2 separate regions of the Mus musculus genome follow, and region 1 is linked to region 2. The links are chromatin contacts, found by Hi-C or POLR2A ChIA-PET in ENCODE. All regions are on one chromosome and are shown on one strand. The core of a region is the stretch at or near the end of the contact, and the rest is flanking DNA. Distances in the headings are between cores, read along the strand shown. Region 1 has its middle 8.9 kb from the start of Gm32068. Region 2 has its middle 11 kb from the start of Gm41110.

Region 1 (7,160 bases), core at 4,060-6,559, 39 kb before region 2:
CCCCAAAGGAATAGCAATGCATAGGCCAATAACTGCTGCTCTAGAGGGCCATCTAAGTTGCTGCTGTGCCAATACTTCATTTTATTGCCAAGAATGCCCAATATTGCCAAGACCAATGTATGGATATACCGAGTTTGTGGAACCCACTAAAGAACTGAACTCGGAGTTGGGGAGAAGTCTCAACCAGTGCAACGCTTTCCACACAAACAGCACCAGTCTCCAGCACCCATTTAAGAGCTGTTGTAATCCCTATGCTGCTGCTGCTGCTGCTGCTGCTGAGGAGGAGGAGGAGGAGGAGGAGGAGGAGATCAGAGGATCCCTAGAGCTCACTGGTGGCCAGTCCAGCTGAATCATTGAACTCTAGGCTCAGGGAAAGATGACATCTCAAAATATAAGGCAGAAAATGGTAGAGGAAGACACTCTGCTACGTTCTCTCTCTCTCTCTCTCTCTCTCTCTCTCTCTCTCTCTCTCTCTCTCTCTCTCCCCTCTCTCTCTGTCTTTCTCTCCATCTCTCTGTGTATCTGTCTCTCCCTCTCTCCCTTCCCCCACACAAACACACACACATACACACCACACACACACATACACACCACACACACACATACACACCACACACACACACACACCACACACATACACACCATGCACACACACACACACATACACACACACACACATACACACCATACACACATACACACCATGCACACACACACATACACACCACACACACACATACACCACACACACACACACACACACACACATTCACACACACACACACATTCACACCACACACACACACACACACACACACACACACACAGAGGGGGGATGAAATAGAACTGAACTCTTCTACTTTGAAGCTATTAAATGAAGTAGCTAAGACCATTGTGTACAGGTTTTATACTTCTCTAGATTAAATGTCCAAGAGATCCCTAACTGGGCTTACACAGATACTTAATTATCTAGTAAGTCAAAGAAGACTGTGAGCCTTTGGTGGGACCAAGCCTCTTATCTCCCTAGGTCTTTGTTCTTGCCGCTGTTGGGTCCATCTTTCTGACTGGCGTGTGATAACGCCTCCCTTTGGTTATGCACTGCACTTGCCCAATGGCTAGTGATTTTAAGCATCTTTCTGTGTGCTCGCTGGCCATCTGGATACTCTCTTCACCGAACTGCTCATCTGTGCTGTGTTTTCTAATCAAACTACTTGTTTTCCTTCACCTTTGGTTTCAAGAATTCTTTCTATATTCCAGGAAAGTCTTTCATCAGACACATGGTGGTTTGTGCACAGTTCCTCTTGGTCGTAGCTTGTCTTTCCCTCTTCCCAATAGGATCGGTGGCAGAGGAAACACATTTGATGATCCAGGATGGTGATGCTCAGATTACAAGTTTTACTTTCATGGCTCACATGTTGGTGTCCATTCCAGAAATTCTGCACACAGCTAAATCCTGGGTGCTTTGCAGAAGTTACATAGTTAGCATTTACAAAATCCATTTGGAGTTGAATTTTATATATGGTATGACATTTATACTTGTGTTCATTATTTTAACTATGACTAGCCAGCCATTCTAATACCTTTCACTGAAAATTCTCCATTAAGTTACCTCCACATCACTGTCAAATGCTAGTGAGGCACATTTGTTTGGGTCTACTTCTGTAATCTCTAGTCTATCTATTGATCTATTATTGTCTGAGTCTCCACTGGTACCACATTGCCTTTATCACTGCAGTTACATTTAGACTGAAATAAGGCATAGGATTATTTAGCCTACTTTATTCCTTCATCAAGATCATTTAACAAGTTGTAGCCTGTACTTTATAAACACCATTTTGATCAGAATTGCATTAAACTTGTAGATTCATGTATAGAGATGGCTAGCATCTTCACAATGTTAAATGTCCTAATCTGTGAAAATAGTGCATGTCCCCATTTAATCAAGTTTTCCTTGTTTTATGTAAAACATATATTAATTACAAATTTGGCCCTACACACATTTTCTTGATTTTTATATTCAAATATTCCATTTTAGGGGGGTGATTATGAGTGCCATCATGCTTCTTATTTTTGTTACAGATGCCTTGTGCTTCTACACAGACATGAGGTCCACTTTGTATATCCTGATTTTTCATCCTATAACTTTGATCAACTCCTATCTTAACTTTTTTTCTCTTTGTCCTGCGAGATGGATTCCTTAGAATTTTATACATGTAGAATCATGACATCTATATAGAAAGGCAGACCTAAATGACTTTTTGTTTCTTTTCCCTCACTTTTTACAAAGGACACATTTCCAACAATACATTGAGTGAGAGTGTTAGAACCCAAGCAGCTTTGCCTTGCTTCCAGAGGTGGAGAAGCGGTAGAGGCTGTGCTGTCAGCTGGCTCTAGTGTAGGGTTCTGCAGATGTTCTTTATTGAGGTGAGGAAGTGTTCTGTTCCCAGTTTACTAACAGTGCTTAACATGAATGGGTGTTCGGTTTTTAACCAACGGCTTTGCCTGTTTGTATAAAATTCTGATTTTACTTTTGAGTCTGTGTACTGGCTGGTTTTGTGTGTCAACTTGACACAAGTTGGAGTTACAACAGAGAAAGGAGTTTCAGTTGAGGAAATGCCTCCATGAGATCCAGCTGTAAGGCATTTTCTCAATTAGTGATGAAGGGTGGAAGGGCCCATTGTGGGTGGTGCCATCCATGGGCTGGTAGTCTTGGGTTCTATAAGAAAGCAGGCTGAGCAAGCCAGGGGAAGCAAGCCAGTAAGAAACATCCCTCCATGACCTCTGCATCCGCTCTTGCTTCCTGCCCTGCCTGAGTTCCAGTCCTGGCTTCCTTTGGTAATGAACAGCAATGTGGAAGTGTAAGCTGAATAAACCCTTTCCTCCCCAACTTACTTCTTGGTCATGATGTTTGTGCAGGAATAGAAGCCCCGACTAAGACAATCTGTTAATATGGTAGTTTATATTAAATGTCAGTCTCCAAATATTGAACCAAACTTGTATGCCTGGAGTGAATATTATTTAATAATAATTATTTATGTCTTTAAAGATTTTACTTGCAAATATTGTACTGTTAGTACTGAGGTCTCAGTTCATGAGAGATACTGCTCTATGTAGTTTTTTAAAAAAATACAAATGATACTTGGATAATATTAGTCTGACAAGATTAATTGAGTTGTGTCTCCTCTTATTTATAGGAAAAGATTTTTGCAGAATTGCTGTGAATTCTTCCTCAAATACTTGGTAAAGCTAATCAACACATTATTAAACTTGGAGATTTCTTTAAGATCTTTATGTTATACATACAATTTTCAACAGTCTCAGGACTATTTGAGTTCTATATTTCTTCTTGGCTTAGTTTAATAGTTTGTGACTTCAGAAAAAAATTGTAAGTTGACAGAGTTATACAAATTTATTCCTGGTACTCCTGTATGCTAATAAAATTATATCTGTTAATGTTAATAAAATTATATCTGTTGTGATCATATCTTTTTATTTTTTATATCAGTTATTTTTTTCTATTTTTCTATTTTTCAGCCTAGGTTGAGGTTTCAGACTTTTAATATTATTTTTTGGGAAAAAAAAAACCCTGTTGTTGTTGTTACTGTTCCATTAAAGTTTTTTTTTTTTTTCTGTTTTCCCACTTCCAATCTTATTGATTTCAGATCCCATCTCTGTTACTTCTTTATTCTGCTTACTTTGGGTTGGATCTCTTTGCTTTTCTGCTTCATCTGGGTGAGACATTGGGCAACTGGTTGGAAGCCTTCCTCTTTCATAACAACAGCGTTCTAGCCAAGCAGTGGTGGCGCACGCCTTTAATCCCAGCAGTTGGGAGGCAGAGGTAGGCAGGTTTCTGAGTTTGAAGGCAGCCTGGTCTACAGAGTGAGTTCCAGGACAGCCAGGGCTGTCTGTACAGAGAAACCCTGTCTCGACCCCCCACCCCCACCACCAAAAAAATAGAACTCCTCCCACCACGGCTCCTACTGAGCTCCTCCCACCATGGTTCTTGCTGCTCATGTCTGTTTTCTGCTCTATTTCCTGTTCGCTCCACAAGAGGTCTTTAAATTGTCCTTGAGAATTGACCCATGGCCTACTCGGATTTATATAAGTACTGAAATGTTCGTTCTCTCCTGCACCCCAGCCTCTGCATGCTACTCACAATGAGGCCATTTCAAGCTGGACCTTTAGAATAAAGTAATCAACATGAAGGGAACATCTTTCTGTGTTGTTTCTTTCAGGTGGGTTTTTGTAGTTTTCAGAACTATAAATGTGTTGTACTTGGTCATGGATTTTCTTGGGTTTGTATGAGATTCTACCTCCTGAATCTGGTTTCTCCTGCTAAATTTAGATCAGTAAGCCTTTACAGATCTTCATTTCTATAATTTCAGTAAGACATATCTTCTGATGTGGTCAGCTAGGTCCCTAAGACTTCCTAGTTTTGTCTATTTAACCTGTTGACCAAATTGTGTATGTTCTGTCCATCTGCCCTCTAGCTCCGTAATTATTTCTGCCCTTCTTCATCTTTGCTCTGCTTTTAAGTCCATTCAGATAAATTTTATTTGTTTGTTATTGCATTCTCTACAACATCCATTTTTCTTGCTTTTCAGTTTCTGTTTCTTTACTGAGATACCCTTTTCATTTGCTTGAAGAGAATTCATAATTACTTATTGATGAACTTTCACAATGACTGCCTTAAAGTCCTTGGCAGATCCTTCCGATATTTGAATCATTTTCCTGCTGGTTATCATCGTTACTCAGCATGTTCTCCTGCTTGCAATAGGACCTAGTTTTGTTATTGCTATAGCCTTGGCACTTTACACATGATGTCATGAAACTCAATTCTATTTGATTCTCTTCTCTGTTAAAAGAAACCAAGCTGTCCATTTTAAAAGACATGATGGAGAGCTGGAGGAGTCCCTGTATTCAGCTTCCAGCAGGGGCCACTGTCACTAAGGAGGCTAAAGTAAAGGGCTGACTCACTGGCTTTGTTGCTGGGGAGGAAGCTCACACAGCACAGAGCTGACACCAGGGACTGAAAGGGTCATAGTCTTGCTTCCCACCATCTATGCTCCTGTGTGGTGATCAGGAGGTAGAAGTGCAGCTCCTCTAACGGACCCACTGATTCCAGAGTAAGAAGGGAAAAGGGCCTGGACTCTTTCCTCTTAGAAGGCCCTTTCCTGGCTTCCTGAGTGTACCCTCAGCTCCCTACTGGAGGCCACTGATACAACCATGGGGGCACTGGCACGCAGACTGTTTCCTCTGGGAAAGGAATTAAAGAGCAGCTCCCCACTCAACCCAGCCAACGCTGTCTTGGCACAGAAATTGGAGCAGTGCCTAGTTCCGCTGGGGGGAGATGAAAGGTCTCTCTATTCCTCCCCATTTGGCATCGCTCCGATGAGGGAGCAGAGCCCTTTCTGAGCCCGTGAAGCAGAGGGAGACATGAGGGCCAGTGGAAGGCCAGTTCCTGGCTCCAGTCTGTAAAACTGTGTGTCTGTGTGTGTGTGTGCAGGTGAGGGTTTCTGCCAGTGCTCAGCTGGAGTAGTGCGGATATCACTACGAATAGTTTCTGTCCTTAGGGTGCCCTGGATCTGGTCCTTTAGTTATGGGTAATAGGTTTCCTCTCTCTCTCTCTCTCTCTCTCTCTCTCTCTCTCTCTCTCTCTCTCTTGCTCGTTCTCTCTCTCTCCTTTCCATTCCTGTTGTTGAAGTTTATGGGTCAGAAGCCTCAGCAGCACCCGACTGGCATATGTAGTGAACAAGAAGGAAACTGAATACACGCCATAGCTCCTCTAGTTCCCAAAGCCCTCCCTCCTCCCTCCTCCCTCCTCCCATCCTCCATGGTTCTCCCACACTTGTCTCTTCTCTCACACCAAGAGGTCTTCAGCTTCAGCAAGGGCCTGGGGTGAATGATGGTACTCTAGTTTGCCACAAATGAAACTCAGAAAAGCATCCCAGCGTTCACTTTTAGAAGGAGACTGGTGGTCAATATCTAGCTTGGACCCAGCAGCAGCCAGCTTACAGCACAGCCATGGCCATGGTCCCACAGGCTCAGCTCATGGCCCTGTCAATCACAAGAGCTCTCCCTAAGGGTACCTAGTTTTTGTTTTTCTTTCTCCTTGCACAATGGATTAGTTTCTCCTGAGAAATTCACTCCATCTTCCACCAACTGGCAGAACAGTAGCGACCTGCTCCTACAGGGTAAAGCTGAATTTTCCACTGGGGTATGGTGTAGCCTGTGTGTTTTCCCTTCTTTAGATAGCGAGTCCTGCTTTCTTTATCACACCAATCAGGTAAATTTTTTTTTCTAGCACTAGTTTTCTGGCTCCCTAATGCCACTCTGACACACAGCGATTCAATCTGTTTCTGACACCGATGACTATAGGGCAGTGTAGACAGTCTAGGCCAGTGCTTCTCAATGCTGTGACACTTTAATACAGTTCCTTATGTTGAGGTGATCCTCCAACCATAAAATTTTTTTATTGCTATTTCATAACTGTGATTTTGCTAGTTATGAATTGTAAATATTTTTTGGAGCTAGAGGTTTGCAAAAGGGGTCAATCCTTCATGGCAGTCCTGACTTTAAACACTATTGTCGAGTTCTAGCCTGTGGGTACTTCTGATAGTCCAGCTATAAATGCAGGGATCCACATAACTACATCCTACTCAGCTTCAGCATTCATGAGGATGACCCCAGATCTCAGGGCAACACTCTGTTAACGTTTGCAAGTACGCCATCAGATCTACAACTTGGAAGCAGATAGAGAAATTGGAAGAGATGTCTAGGGAAGGCTGTGAATGAAGAAAGATCAGTCTGGAACTCCGATGCCTGCTCTGAGAATGCAATCCTCCCACATCCCTGCAACTAGGAGTAGTCCAAGCCCTGTCGTCTAGCTGCACTAAGTAGACTCCACTGCATAGACCCAATGGATTAGCCATCACTGTGAGTGGATGAATGAGTGAACTCCATTCTCTCCCTGATTCCAGGAGATCTGAATGTCCCCATTCTGGAGCCAAGACCTGGTTCTTGACCAGACCCCATCCTGGAATGGTCTAGAGGCCACCAGTCACCTCACCAGTATGCAGAAGTCACTCCTGTCATTTGGGAGAGTCTGATGGTGTTAAAGATCCTGTGCCAGGAACAGGGGGGGAGTACAAATGTGTTCT
Region 2 (7,080 bases), core at 4,139-6,638:
GGTCCCACGGGTAGCCCTGAAGCCCTCACAACCACAGTAGAGGTGGTCAGTATATCAATTTTACCTCACCTGTGATGTCACTTCCTGGTAGCTGAGCCAGGTATGCTCCGTCTATTTAATATTTCCTAGTGCCTGCAGGACAGTGCAGAAAGCGTGACGCCTGTCAAATGAGGCTGATCATATCACACGGCATCAGTCATCCTAGAGCACACCCAAGTGAAAACTTATGCATTGTCAACCCAGTTTCAGTCACAAAGAGGCCCCTTCTCACATTGGAAGGGAAGCGAACCGACCCTCAGTCAGCTGAGCCCGGCTTTAGAGAGGGGAGACTGGGTAGCGGCTGCTGCCATTAAATTACACCCCACTTCCTTCGTCTCCTGTGGCTGGGTTAGTGTATTCAGACCTCCATCATCCTCTGTGGACACTGTAATCCAGGAGCATCTGGGGATAGAGTAACTTTCCCAAACCCACCAGACTTTAGTCCCATTCCCTTTACTGGGGATTGAACTAGGGTCAGAGGATCTAATAGACTCATGGTAGGCTCTGTGGTTTCTCCATGTGGAGTCTAGTATCTCACTAAAAGATCCCTTTGTATCTGGAGAGCCTGGGCAGGAGAAATGGCTCTGTCAGTAAAGTTCTTGTGTTACAAGCATGCAGACCTGAGTTCGGATCCCCAGTTCCCAGGTAAAAAGTCAGGGATGAGAGCAGGCGTCTGCAATCCTAGCACTGGAGATGAAGAGAGAAGACACTCCTTGGAGCTCATTGACTAACCAGCATAAAGGAATTAATGAGCTCCAGATGCGGTAAGAGGTGGTGTCTCAAAAGAGGAGGCAGTCCAATTGCAGAAGACACCAGACGTGGCCCTCATACTCCACTAATACACACATGTCCATGGGTACCCTTGTGTACACATGACCACACATGAATATGTTAATACACGTACACCACACACACAAGCCTTCAGTAGTTCCCGGGAGCCTTGGAGAGACAGCTTGAGCTGTTATGTCTCATACGTCATGGCTCTGGAAGGCTGACTCCAGCCAGCTCAGCGCTGCTGCTTCCCCCTTACCCACCCTAACACATGCATGGTGCACAGGCCCACACCCAATGTATATCCCTTTGCTCTGGCTTCTCTCCAATGCTGAAAAGCCATGGACTTGGCTCTCACCTTTATGACTTAGCTGGTTTCCTTCACCCATCTAAAGCACCTTGCCTGCCACCTTGCTATCTGTCAAAGCCAACTTTGTTTCCGAGGACAGGGTGGCCTTCCTTATGAGCCCTGGCTCAGCTACCATGAAATGATGTCATAGGAGAGGTAAAATTGATACTACTGACCACCCTCTGTTGTAGTTATGAGGGCTCCAAAGAAGACCTCTGTCACTCCACTCTGCATTTGAATTGCTGTGTCTGTCACACAGGAAGTGGTGCAGGGGAAAAGGATGGACCACAGTGCCCATGGTGCTTGTCTCTGGTTAGGGGATTTACTGGAATCAAGTCTACCTTTTTTCCACTTGGCTGCATTTTCTGTATATATTTTAAATAAGTCTCAACTTTTTAAATGATGAGGGAAAAAATAAGATTATTTCAAAGAGGACATGAGCCTGTCTTATAGCAGCACATTTGCCACTTGTCTTCCTGTCTTTGCCACCCCAGACCCAAGACTGGAACACGGGCGCAGGTATTCATCGAGATCATTTACCCATCTGCTAAGAGCTAATTCTAGTCCTTCAGCTTCCAGCTCTGCTACTTTATTATACATGGGAGGTGGAGAGAGAGAGAGAGGGAGAGAGAGAGGGAGGGAGAGGGAGAGAGAGAGGGGGAGAGAGAGAGAGAGAGAGAGAGAGAGAGAGAGAGATGTAGAGTGTATCCCTAGATCCTTTCCCCCTGTATCACCTGTTTCTCAGGTCCGGGTACCAGACCCCAGACCAGTTCCATGGATCTGCCCCTCCTGCCCCAGGATAAGTGTCTGTCATAGATCTGGAATGATCACATCCATGCCCCCACTCCAACTCTGACTCTGAAACCACCCACCAGGATAAGATTACTGAGCTGTGAGAAGGTTTGTGCATCCACATTGGAGAGCCTGGAGAAGGTCAGGTCATTACACCAGGGCAAGCACAAGAGAGGGCAGCTCAGATACAACCTTACCTCTACATCACCACATCACCTCCTCTTCCTCCCTCCCTCCTCCCTTTCTCCTCTTTTTCTTCTTCCTGTTCGTTCCCTTTCTTCTTCCTCTATTCTTCTCTGCCTCTCTCCCCATGTCCTCTCCCCCTTCCTTCTCTTCCCTTCCTCCTCTCTCTCCTCCTCCTCTCTCCTCCTCCTCCTCTTCCTCTTTTGTCTTCATTTTTAGATTACCCTCTGGAGTTCCTATCTGAAATCCAAGCTAATTTCACCATAACTACCAGATCATTATGCTTGAGAGGTACTGGACTTCCCAGAGAGTTGAGCCAGCTCTGTAGCCTTTACTGAAACATCAGTGGCTGGAAGCTATTTCCTGAGTCTCTAAACATCTTCCCCTGGCAAAGCCCTAGTAAAACATTATGAATCCCTGGCATCCCAGAGATCAGGATCTGCCCACATCCTTTACTGTTCAAAACTAGGGAATCTACCTCCTTCACTATCAAGACAGCCCAAGACAGACTCTATAACATGGGCACAGTGAGGATGGGGCAGAGGAGAATGGAGCAGGTAGACCAGGATTTCTTTGTCTCTGTGAGTTCTACCAGCTCATGACACCACCTAATGGCCCCAAGAATCAGAACACCGAGTATCCACAAGTGCAGCTCCATCAAGCTCTGGCATCCAAAGGGAAGAGACCTCAGTCCACTCCCAGCACGAGCAGTACTTTGTGTCCCATCTGGCAGCTCTAGCTTGTACAAAGCCAGTCGTGACATCAGCTGACTCCCAGGACTATAGAGTGAACAGGGAGTTGAAGAGTGTTTCCTCTAATAGCAGAGAGCTGGGCGGGGGGGGGGGGGTGGTGGAAGAAGAGACAGGGAGAGAGGGAGAGAGGGAGGGAGGGAGGGAGGGAGGGAGGGAGGGAGGGAGGGAGGGGAAGGATTTCAGGGGAAGAATATGGAGTGACCATACTTTATTTAGAACTGAGTTGTAATTCCTGTGTTGAAGTTTTGAAGTTCTAAACTCTGGGACCCCAGAATGGGGCTGTATTTAGAGACAAGGTCTTTAAAGAGATGACTGTTAAAAATGAAGCCATTGGGGTAGCTCTAAATTCAGTATGATGGGTGTTTTCATGAGGGAATACATAGACAGAGATACACACTCATAGACATACAGAGGGAGGGAGGGAGGGAGGGAGGGAGGGAAGGAGGGAGAGAGAGGGAGAGAGAGAGAGAGAGAGAGAGAGAGAGAGAGAGAGAGAGAGAGAGAGAAGCAACCACCCCTTCTGACACCCTATTGGGCTCCTCAAGGGTGGTGAGCCGATGGAACAAGTTTGCATTGTTTAACAGCTCCTAGCCACACAACCTGTTTGGTGGCACTGTTACAGCATCCAAGCTGATAAAACCCCGATGTTCCCTGTCACAGCCTCAGGGTACCTCATGCCTTTATCCTGATTTTAGTGATACATTTCTAAAGCACAGGCCTTCCTCTACAGATATGGAGTTGCTACAACACAGTAACATTATTTTACAAATGTATAAGGGCAGAGATGAAAAACATGCTCTACTAAAAGACTTGATCCAAAAATTAATTTGCTTCTTTTCATTTTAAGAGAAATAAAACCATTATGTTTTGGTGGGTGCCAAGAGTATCGGGCCACAGGCATGTGTCCACTGTGCCTAAGGGAGTCCCTAGAAGCACCTACTGCCGGACCTATGCCAATCCATACCCTTGGCATCACAGGACCTCGGGAGTTAAAAGTACAGTTGTCCTCAGGTGAAATTGCCGAGCCCGGTGTGGGTGGCCAGCATTGGCCTTTGACCACAGCTGAGCAAATAAAACCCAGGCTACCTCCGAGGTTGTACTCAGCTCTTGCCTGCCTCCTGCTTCCTTGCCAGGGGCCCAGAATTTGAAAAGCATGCTGTCTGTGGCTGCCCGACTGCATGGCAGACACACAGGGCAGGCCCCCTTTTCCTGGGTCACACCAGGCAAAGCCAACTGGGAGAATAAAGAGCTGACTTTGTGGGCTGTATCTCCCCTTGCCTGGCCTGACCCCCTCCATTGGCCCACGACTCTCCAGGGATTCTAGAACATTCCGAGGGAAAAGACCTCATCTGTGGTAAGATACAGGACAGCCAGTCAGTAGCTTAACTGGTTTTCCTGGATAGAGAGAATAAACAAGGGCTAGCATGGTCTGATTAAGACAGGGGCCTTGGCCTTCTTCATCCCTACACAAGCCTGGCTCAAGTACATTGCAAACACCAAAGAACCCCAAAGGATGCCATTTGGAAATCATGTGTTGAGTGGTCTCTGAGCTCCAGTTTGGGAGGGATGACCATGGTCTTGCATAAATGGCTGGTCATGCAGTAAAAACAAACAAACAAAAACAAAAACACAACCCAGTGGGGTCGGGGATCCTCAGGCGGGGCTAAGAAAGAACAAGGCAGATGGGAAGCTTCCCAGAGGGCTCCTCAGTGGAAAAAGCAGGTCCTGTTCCAGGAGCCATGGAAAGGCAGTGGTGGTCATCCCAGGAACAAAATACAGTTACCACGGACAGACTCATCAAAACGTCTCAGTCACAGCACAGCCATCATGGCCACAGCTGTCATACGCACAGTGCTTGCAGATGCAGCTCCACTGCGCACCACTACAGGCATATACACCAGCATAGTCATGGGCAGAACGTGTCGTGCATACTCCATGTTACACAAAACATGCCACACGCTGTGTCCGGCCTGTGAGGCATCTCTGCTGAATCCATTAGCAGGCCAGCAAGCAAGGCCCTCCCCTCCATGGGAGCTCTGAGGCAAGCTAATCCCCACATACCTAGGATGTTAAATCATTGCTTCTGCTGTGGGCTGCCCAGGTACATCTGGCTCCGTTTAGTCTCCCCCACTGAGCAGAAACACATGTGGGCTCTGTGCTGAGGTGGGAGTCTGTGTGCACAGGCTTCTGCAGGCCGGTGGGGGCTGGGGGCCGCTGAGACGGGATGTAAGGCAGCTTTTCAGAAGTGTGGTTTTTGGCACACGTGTGTTCTGTGAGATATAATTGGGTTCTATGGAAAAAAAAAAAGGTTTCCTCAGAGAAGGGAATTTGGCAAACTGCACCGATCCAGGGTGAGCCAAGAATCATGGGCTTCCTCAGAGACTCTGAATAAAAAGAATTGTTTCCTAAATGTACATTGTTGGATTACCCGGAAGGAGACTGGTGAGTAGTGGTCAACAGGAAACCCAGATTTCCAGGGCTTGAAAGTTCTGGAAAGGTATCAGCTCCCACAGTAGGAAGTCCAGAGATGGGTACTTCCAGGACTCAGTGTTCAAGCATGTCACTGAAGCCAGCTACCTTACATTTTTCCCCCTCTGTAGTCTGAATTGTTTCCTCGCCGGAGTCAAAATGGCAGCTGCAGTTCTGGGTGCCGTCACAGTCTCCGGAGCTGCCAGCACCAGAACTTCTGTAGCTTGAGGGAGACATTTCTCAGCGATCCAACCAGAGACCTCTCTCCATATTTTATTAGCCATACTGCTGCCTAAAGCAGTTTGTGGAAGGGGGCTCACGGGGCTAGAACTCAGGACTGAAGCGACACTAACTACTTGCTCAAGGGACTTCACGCTATCCATCTTCCATCTTACTAGAGACCTTTGAGGATGCCCCAACTTTGAGAGATTCTTCTCTGGCCGCTCTAATTGCTGTTTAGTTTTCTGTCAACTTGGCACAAGCTAGGTCAGTTGGGAAGAGGTAACCTTAGTGGAGAGAATGTCTGCATCAGATTGGCCTGTCGGCAACCCCATGGAGCATTTTCTTGATTAGTGGCTGATGTGGGAGGACCCAGCCCACTGTGGGCAGTGCAACCCCTGGGCAGACGGCCCTGGGTTGATAAGAAGACAGACTGAGCAAGAGTGGAAGATAAGAAATAACTCAAGTTATCCTCTGACCTCTACACACCAGCCATGCATGAACATGCACATGCGTGTGTGCATGCGTGCGTGCATGTACACACACACACCACCAACAGCAGTAGCAGCAACAGCAACAACAATAACAAACAAAAATAAAATACAAAAAAAGCATAAATAGATGTGCCACTTGCTTGTCTATAATTTAAAGGGAATGTAATTTAAATTCCTGTTTTCTTACAGTCTGTGTACATTGCTTTTTCAGTTGTCTCACAAGTTACTGAGGCACAAATGTTCCCTAAGTGATTTGGGTCTAGCTCTGAGAAGTGTTGGGGCACTGCAAAAGAAAATAATGTTGGTCATGGTGGTGTCTACCCAGCATTCTAATATTTTAGAGGGAGAAGCTGGGGAATTAGGAGTTTAAAGCTAGCCTTGGCTACATAGTGAGAACTTCTGAGGGTACAGCTCAGTATGAGTGCTTGGTCAGCATGTACGAGGCTCTCCTTTCAACCCCGAGCTCTGCAAATAACTATGATGATGATGAGGAGGAGGAGAAGGACATGACGATGACGGTGACGGTGATGGTGGTCCTGATGATGGTGGTGGTAGTCCTGATGATGGTGGTGGTAGTGGTGGTGAAAGAGAGAAACATAGTTCTGGCAATAAGGTTGGGAACGTCTACTGTAGAGAGGTCATGATTTATAAGAACTTGGATTGACAGAGAGATGAAGCTGGGACTGGTGGCTGACTCGCTTGAAGCCCATGAATGGTGTACATCGGAATAGGCTTTTATTAAGAAATGAGTAATGGGAAGGGAGGCCCTGGGTCCTGTGAAGGCTTGATGCCTCAATGTAGGGGAATGTTAGGGTGGTGAGGCGGGAGTGGGTGGGTGGGTGAGGGAGCACCCTCATAGAAACGGGGTGGATAGGGGCGGAGAGGAAACCAGGAAGGGGGATAACATTTTAAATGGAAATAAATAAAATAACCAATAAAAACTAAAAAAAAAAGTCCTAAAGGAAAAAGAAAAGAAAAGAAAAGAAAAGAAAAGAAAAGGAAAGGAAAGGAA

Evidence for each region. Hi-C counts contacts between places; a loop is a spot of excess contacts on that map. ChIA-PET counts read pairs that join two places held with the same protein, here RNA polymerase II (POLR2A).
Region 1: a loop to region 2 is called in a map of left cerebral cortex, with 2.1 times the contacts of the local background. The contact joins two enhancer-like sites. A Hi-C loop is called at or near these places in 1 of 37 maps with a recorded cell type or tissue (left cerebral cortex). POLR2A ChIA-PET finds 5 or more read pairs at or near these places in 1 of 5 experiments (Patski).

Annotation. Positions count from the first base shown.
Region 1 is chr14:24,937,885-24,945,044 of GRCm38, reverse strand. No RefSeq gene overlaps it. Among named protein-coding and RNA genes, the nearest start is that of Gm32068, 8.9 kb to the left of the region's middle. Within about 2 kb of position 5,309, at least 2 of the 3 ENCODE cell types and tissues checked have a DNase peak (open chromatin) inside an H3K27ac peak, as active enhancers do.
Region 2 is chr14:24,898,804-24,905,883 of GRCm38, reverse strand. No RefSeq gene overlaps it. Among named protein-coding and RNA genes, the nearest start is that of Gm41110, 11 kb to the right of the region's middle. Within about 2 kb of position 5,388, at least 1 of the 3 ENCODE cell types and tissues checked has a DNase peak (open chromatin) inside an H3K27ac peak, as active enhancers do.